3 separate regions of the Homo sapiens genome follow, and regions 1 and 2 are each linked to region 3. Evidence: chromatin loops called from intact Hi-C (ENCODE). Cell type or tissue: GM12878. All regions are shown on one strand.

The links. Hi-C counts contacts between places; a loop is a spot of excess contacts. Peaks named below come from ENCODE experiments on the same cell type or tissue, not always from the same donor. Only the 100,000 strongest peaks of a DNase experiment are listed, where the experiment ranks them.
Region 1: a loop joins it to region 3, with 4 times the contacts of the local background. A loop is called at or near these places in 16 of 110 quality-filtered maps.
Region 2: a loop joins it to region 3, with 6 times the contacts of the local background. A loop is called at or near these places in 9 of 110 quality-filtered maps.

Annotation. Positions count from the first base shown.
Region 1 is chr3:122,298,945-122,301,444 of GRCh38, reverse strand. No RefSeq gene overlaps it. Among named protein-coding and RNA genes, the nearest start is that of CSTA, 25 kb to the left of the region's middle. In GM12878, a CTCF peak has its summit at 1,383 (motif pointing right); DNase peaks (open chromatin) are centred at 194, 1,390 and 2,004; H3K27ac peaks cover 2,260 bases.
Region 2 is chr3:122,264,768-122,267,267 of GRCh38, reverse strand. The region is part of intron 4 of CASR (calcium sensing receptor); the gene reads right to left. Among named protein-coding and RNA genes, the nearest start is that of CSTA, 59 kb to the left of the region's middle. RefSeq lists a silencer at 2,080-2,181. In GM12878, a CTCF peak has its summit at 1,012; no DNase peak of the experiment used is centred here; H3K27ac peaks cover 853 bases.
Region 3 is chr3:122,355,137-122,357,636 of GRCh38, reverse strand. No RefSeq gene overlaps it. Among named protein-coding and RNA genes, the nearest start is that of MIX23, 27 kb to the left of the region's middle. In GM12878, a CTCF peak has its summit at 1,009 (motif pointing right); a DNase peak (open chromatin) is centred at 1,028.

The sequences.
Region 1 (2,500 bases), 56 kb after region 3:
TTAAGAAAGGGAACTAGGACCAGCTAACAGGGAGGCCTGAGGACTTAGGCTCACTCTTTAGGTGACCAGAAACTTGAGCAAACAACCAGGTCTTTCTTTGTTTCTGACTCTTTGTCTACATAGGCAGGGGTAAAGGCAATGACCTGTCTTTGTGAATAGTTGGCTGCTGTGTATGTTACTTGGTCATTTGATGTTAGCAACCTGTTGGTCTTAGCCAGAGAAGCAAAGGCAGCCAAGAGAGGCCTATAAAAGGGGCCAGATAAATGAGAGACACTTTCATCTTTCAGACCCAGAAAAAGGAAGTGGGTATGAGTGAAAAAACAGACCCTGGCCATTCCTCACTTAAGTCTCTTAAGAGAAAGTTTTCTTGACAGAGTGATGGGGAGGAGAAAATGTGAGCCTTAAATTGGATTAGAAACTCAAGTTTTGGCTGGGCATGGTGGCTCACACCTTGTAATCCTAGCACATTGGGAGGCCAAGGCAGGCGGGGGGCAGGGAGGATTGCTTGAGTCCAGGAGTTTGAGATGAGCCTAGGAAACATGGCAAAAACTTGTCTCTACTAAAAAAAAAAAAAATTAGTGGGGAGCAGGGTGTGGTGGCACACCCCTGTAATCCCAGCTACTTGGGAGGCTGAATTGCTTGAACCCAGGAGTCAGAGGTTGCAGTGAGCCAAGATCATGCAACTGCACTGCAGCCTGGGTGACAGAGCGTGACTCAGTCTCAAAAGCTCAAGTTTTACACTAGACAAGACTTCTTTTTAATAAGTGAAAATGACTGGAAAGATGTAGGTTCTACCCAAAATTCTGGTAAGGGATGGGAAAAAAGATTTGGCAAAGCCTGGTCAAAGGCAGTAACTGGAGGAAAGTAAAACTATTTGAGTTTGTAGCCCACAATGTTCAATAAACTGGATATATTTGGTAACCATAATGGAAGACGTCAAATTTTTGTGCATTAATATAAGAAATAAAGATTCTGGAATGAAGACTTAGGTAGGATTTTTATTTATTTATTTATTTTTGAGAAGGAGTCTCACTCTGTCGCCCAGGCTAGAGTGCAGTGGTGCGACCTTGGCTCACTGCAACCTCCGCCTCCGAGGTTCAAGCAATTTTCCTGCCTCAGCCTCCTGAGTAGCTGGGATTACGAACACCTGCTACCATGTCCGGCTAATTTTTTTGATTTTTTTTTAGTAGAGACGGGGGTTCACCATTTTGGCCAGGTTGGTCTCAAACTCTTGACCTCAGGCGATCCGCCCAACTCGGCCTTCCAAAGTGTTGGGATTACAGGCGTGAGCCACTGCACCCGGCCTAGGTGGGATTTCTTTAAGCTAGATGTTGACAATCTCTCCTACCCTCTCATCTCAGGCTTTTACTGCAATTCAGTTATGCTCCACCAGGTGGTAGCAGATATCTTGGCTCTGTCATCCACAATATGATCAAATTATAATTTTCTGTATGAATTCCATTGTAGATTTAAACTATATATTTTCAAATAAAAATTAAAAACTAACCATTTTAATAAAAACTTTTAATCATTAAGTATTATTTTAGTACTTAATATCTAATATATTTATATTACTTATTTTAATAATATCTAATATATTTATATTAAGAATTATTTTAATATAAATAGAAATCAGTATTGACTAGTCATATTTTCTCAAGTCAAAAAGGCAAACTATATAAAAGTATTTTTCATTCTATCTCTAGCTAATCCTGTTCTTGTCTCTGGGCTTACTAGAATGATACTGTTTAATTTTTTTCTCTGGTGTTCTCTTGTATGTCCGTAGAAAATGACTGGCGCAGCTCTGGGACTTTAGTCAGACTTAGAAACACAAATTTCTTGCAGCCTCCTTCTGCTACTGGTTGTAGGATGTTGGTGTTTAGGGAATAATTTTTGTGCCTGCCTTCTTTTACTTGGCAATAATTTTCTATTTATCATATTCAGAGTTTCACTTTTATCCCTTCTGTTGGCAAAATCAAGAAATGAAAATCTCTGACCTGCTCAGACTAAAAATCCCCATTCCACCAAGTGAGGCTTTCTTCAATGAGAGGGCAGTAATTTCCCACTGATTCATAGAAGAACATCACTTTTTTTCCCATGAGCTTTTTGACTGGAAACTTATCTAAACTATTTTACATAAGGTGGTAGTTATCTTGCCACAAATCTGAGTTGCTACAAAATAGCTTTAAACAGTTCTATACAAAGGGAGCATCTTGAATCCAAAATGTAAAGTTTCTGAGCAAAAGTTTAACAAACATTTGTAAAGAGTTTTTAAAAACAAATCCCCCAACTTTTTGTTACCAAATTTCTAAACATTCAGAAACAGTGTAGCAAACACCTCTATATCACCACTCAGATTACATAATTATGAGCATCTTGCCATATATTTTAACATATATCTGTGTCTATTTTTTTGTATAAAACATTTAAAATTGAGTTGCAGATATTGTGACCAGTTACCTCAAAACTGTTTGGCATTCATCCCCTAAATATAACGACA
Region 2 (2,500 bases), 90 kb after region 3:
ACCTCTTTAAACATCTTTAATATTTCTTTTGGCAGGCTGACTTGCAAGTTTTGCATTTGGGCGTTTTATTTTCTGCATAATATCTTGCCTTTAATTCACATAACAGGGAAGATGGAGATGAAAACCATTTCACTCCTAAGAGCAATGACAGGGAATCTTTAAATTGATAATGATTGATCCACAAAAAAAGCAACATAAGTTAGAAGATAATTTAGATATCTGCCCGAGAGAGAACACTCTTTTTATTATTTATTTATTTATTTTGAGACGGAGTCTCGCTCTGTTGCCCAGGCTGGAGTGCAGTGGTGCGATCTTGGCTCACTGCAATTTATGCTTTCTAGGTTCAAGCAATTCTCCTGCCTCAGCCTCCTGAGCAGCTGGGACTACAGGTGCCTGCCACCACACCCGGCTAATTTTTTGTATTTTTAGTAGAGACAGGGTTTCACCACGTTACCCAGGCTGGTCTCGAACTTCTGACCTCATGATCCACCCACTGTGGCCTCCCAAAGTGTTGAGACTATAGGTGTGAGCCACTGCCCCTGGCTTCTTTTGCTTTTAAAAAGGAACTGACAGTTCCTTTTAAAATGAAATATAAAATTTTACTTGAGATTATTATCCAATATTATATGCTTCCAAATTATTTATTTTATTTGGGGAGTAATATGAGGAAAAAGAATAAACGAAGGGGAAGAGAAACAAAAAAAGCTAGTAGAAAGATCCAAACATAGGAGTACTGCTTGAACCTGGGAGGCGGAGTTTGCAGTGAGCCAAGATCGGGCCGCTGCATTCCAGCCTGGGTGACAGAGCAAGACTCTGCCTCAAAAAAACAAAACACAAACAAACAAAAAGATCTGAACATAGAACATAACATACAGACACAAAGAGACTTACAGGCTCACAAAGAAAACACCACCAAGAAAGACACATAGATCTAAAAGAGGGGCAAATACAGGACATGCATGCACTTAGAAGCTAACATACTCTTTTATGCCATAATATTCCCATCTTGTGGTCTTTTAGGGTATTTCCCCTAAAAGATTTTAAAGTCAAACGGTTGCTCATTATAAGCATAAATGGAAATCACCTCTTGGCACACATTCTTAGTAGCGTCAATTGAATTAAACTGAACATTAGAGACTAGAAACCCCCCCACTCTGGTCTAGGACTTCCAGCTCTTATACAGATAATGAGGGCCAGGTCACACAGATAATGAACAAGATAATGAAGTTCATTATCTTGCCCAGTTCCTGTGGTAAGAGCATGGGGAAGATCCAGGCCCAATTCCCTTCTCTAACGCCAGCCATGTTTTCTTATCTCCCTTCCATCTTCTCTGGCTGTCCTCACAATTTATCCCCCATTCCCCAACTTCCAGCAGTACCAGGAATTCCTAGAAAGATCAGCTCCATCTGACTTCCATCTTCACCATGGCTGCACGCCTGTTTTCTGACTAGTGAGTGTTGGTGTGAGGTGCAGGAGAGTAGGAAGCACACCTTGTGCATGATCATCCTGAGAGAAGAAAGAAGGTGATTTCATACTTACATGATGTTCCACTCAAACTTGATAGTGGGCACGTGACCAAAGCTTGTCCAAACAGAGCCTAGAATACCTTGGCCACAGTGATTGATTCAAGAATGGGTTGTTGGCTCAAACGGTTCCCTGCAAAGGCCTATAGGTAGTGTTGACAGGTCAAATCAACTAGACTGCTATTCACTCATTCATTCATTCAATGAATATTCCAGCGACAGGCATTCTGAACATAGTACTGAACAATACAGGCATGGTTCTGGATCTTATGAAGCTTAGAGTACAGCAAAGGAGTAGTGAAGAGAGAGCTGGGAAGGGATGTGAGGAGGGCTTGGGGGTCTCCAAGAAGAGGTCAGGAGGCAATTGTGAGTTGTATGCTCATAAATCACCTGCTAGTGCTACTTTTGAGGCATATGAGTTGACTGATAAATATTTTTTTGGGGAGAAAGAAAGGAAAAAAATTGTGATTGACCCTTATAACCAGAATTTTAACTAATAAGTGTCTATTTCAGTCAATTAAAGAGCTGTGGAAGCTTAAGCTGGGTATATAAACATCAAAAATGAGGAAGCGAGAATGATCAGAAAATGTGTTGTGGGAATACGATTTGAAAAGACTTCCAGGGGAAAGTGGATTTTGAAAACAATTTAAATGTTCCTGGTGGAAAATGACAGCAGAGATAAAAATTGATGGCCCTTCTGGTGTGGGCTATGGCCTATGCAAAGATGCTGTGCCAAAAACTAATGAGTGATTTGTGAGGAGGTGTCATGCAGGTTGGCTTATAGGGGAAGAACTGAGAGAAGGCAGACATGGAGTTCCAGCTGGAGACTTGGATTAGATTATAGGTGATAAGTTTCCATATAGATCTTAATATTGAGAATGAATGAATAATTGCTAGTTGATTTCCTGATGAAGATATAGGTCTTAATAATGAGAATGAATAATTGCTAGTTCATCTCCTGGCCAAGACCTCAAATT
Region 3 (2,500 bases):
GAGCTTATATTTGGTGAAGGAAGACAGTAGTAAGTTATATGGTATGCTAAAATGTGATAAAGTTCTATGAAAAAAAATAGAGAAGGAAATCAGGAATGGGATGGAGAGTGGGTTGCAAATGACTGTTTTCAGCTGACTGGAAAATATAATGCCCTTGTCTTTGAAAAGTTGCTTTAACTTGAGATTGAAATGTACCAAGTAAGTGCAGTAATAAAAAGGGTGTTTTCTAATATGTCATTCTTTTATAAGTTGTTCTCCGAACTACATGTGGTGGTTCATGTCTGCAATCCCAGTACTTTGGGAGGCTGAGTCGGAAGGATCAAGAGCCCAGGAGTTCGAGACCAGCCCAGGCAACACAGTGAGACCCAGTCTCTTAAAAAAAATTTTTAAATGGTGCTTGTCTGTAGTTCCAGCTACTCATGAGGCTGAGACGGGAAGATCTCTTGAACCCAGGAGGTTGAGGCTCCAGTGAACTATGATTGTGCCACTGCCTTCCAGCCTTGGTGGCAGAGCAAGATCCTGTTTTAATAATAAGTTGTACACTGAAGATACCAGTTTGGGAAATGTAGTGATAATGTACCCAGTGCTGCTATAGTAGTCCCTGCTAATGTGCCAGTGTCCAGGAGTGATAAACTTGTCATCTTGTAAAATGGGAGATTAATCAAATGTGTGAGCCCTTTTTAAATCAAGAAAAATGAACATTCTATCTAGAGTTAGGTGATCTAATCAAACATATTAGAGATTACTTAGGTTACTCATGATTTCTGTGTGTATTTAGGCTTGTAGAGTACCCTTGATGAACTTGATTGACCCTTAAAAAAGAATCTTTATTATTGAGCATAAACATTGAAGAATAAAGAAGATAGAAAGTGACCACTCCTGATTGGGGTAGCATTTCCAGGACAAGCCTGATTTTATCCCACAGAATTACGTTGGGAAGGAAATTCCCAACCTCTAAAGAGGTTTAGACAAACATGGCTTCCAGCTTCTGAATGCAATGGCCAGCTGGGGGCACCCCTGTCCAAGGGAAGAGGACTTGGCTGAGGTGCATTTGTGTATCTCCTGGTGCATTAAGAAGGGATAGGTAATCTACTGGCACTTAAAGATAATTGCTGTGATTGAATGATTTTCCCACTCCAGTTTTAAAAACCAGCAAGCAAAATTTCTCCTGCTTAAAAGCCCCCAGTGGCTGGCCGGGCGCAGTGGCTTACGCCTGTAATCCCAGCACTTTGGGAGGCCAAGGTGGGTGGATCACTTGAGGTCAGGAGTTCAAGACCAGCCTGGCCAACATGGTGAAACCCAGTCTCTACTAAAAATACAAAAATTAGCTGGGCGTGGTGGCGGGCGCCTGTAATCCAAGCTACTCAGAGGGCTGAGGCAGGAGAATTGCTTAAACCCAGGAGGTGGAGGTTGCAGTGAGCTGAGATTGCGCCACTGCACTCCAGCCTGGGCGACAGATTTTTGACAGATTTGAGACTCTGTCTCAAAAAAAAAAAAAAAAAGCACCCCCAGTGGCTTCTTAGTGCCTTGAAGACAGGTACAAATTCCTTAAAGTGGCTTAGGAAGTCCATGCTCTGTCTCCTGCTCACCTCCAACCTCACTGCTCGCTATGGTGCACTCTGTTCCCCACTAAACTTCTTTGTGCTGCAAGAAAAGACCCAGTCTCACCTCTGAACATCTGTGCATTCTCTCTCTTCCCTGGCCAACTCCTATCCATGCTTCAGGTCTCAGCTATCATTTCCTTCAGCAAGGCTTTCCTGACCTCTCAAATACAAGTTACGTGTCCCTTTTATGCACATCCACGATAACACCTCCATCACGATCTTTATCACACTGTTACAGTTCCTCGCTTATCTCTTTCCTCCACCTGTTTTTGAGGGCTGGCACTGTGCTTCTCAGTGTCTGAGCTGGATGAGACACTGCTAGTTTCCTACCCTATATTCATTTTTCTCTTCCTTACCAATAGAATCCTGGTTTTGTTTAGGGTAGCATTGTGCCCAGCTTCCCCTGCAGCTCCAAGTATCAGCCAGACAATCCTGACCAATGAGATAGGCTAGGGCATTTTTGAGAAACGTTTACAGTGTGAAGAGAACTGTCCCTTCCTCCTCTTTTCCTCCTTCTTCCTACCTCGAATGTGGTTAGGGTGGCTAGAAGTGACAAGGATTAGGGCTATTTGCCTATGTGGTGACAAAGACGAAAGATGAAGACGAAAACCATGTCTGAACATGGCTGAACAGAAAGAAGGAGAAGGAATTGTGTGTTGTCATTCCAGCCCTGGGCTACCTGCCTTCAAACTTGTTATTATATGAAGGTGGTGAGATGTTATTATCTGTTCATTTGGGGATGTAACAGGGGTGGTTACCCTATTTGGTTAAACCTCTATATTTGGGATTCTATTACATGCAGCCAAATGTAGCCCACAAGTAATATGCTGCTCAAATATTTGTTCAATTAATGAAGATTATAATAATAACCGCTCATTTGCTGAGTGGTTACCACA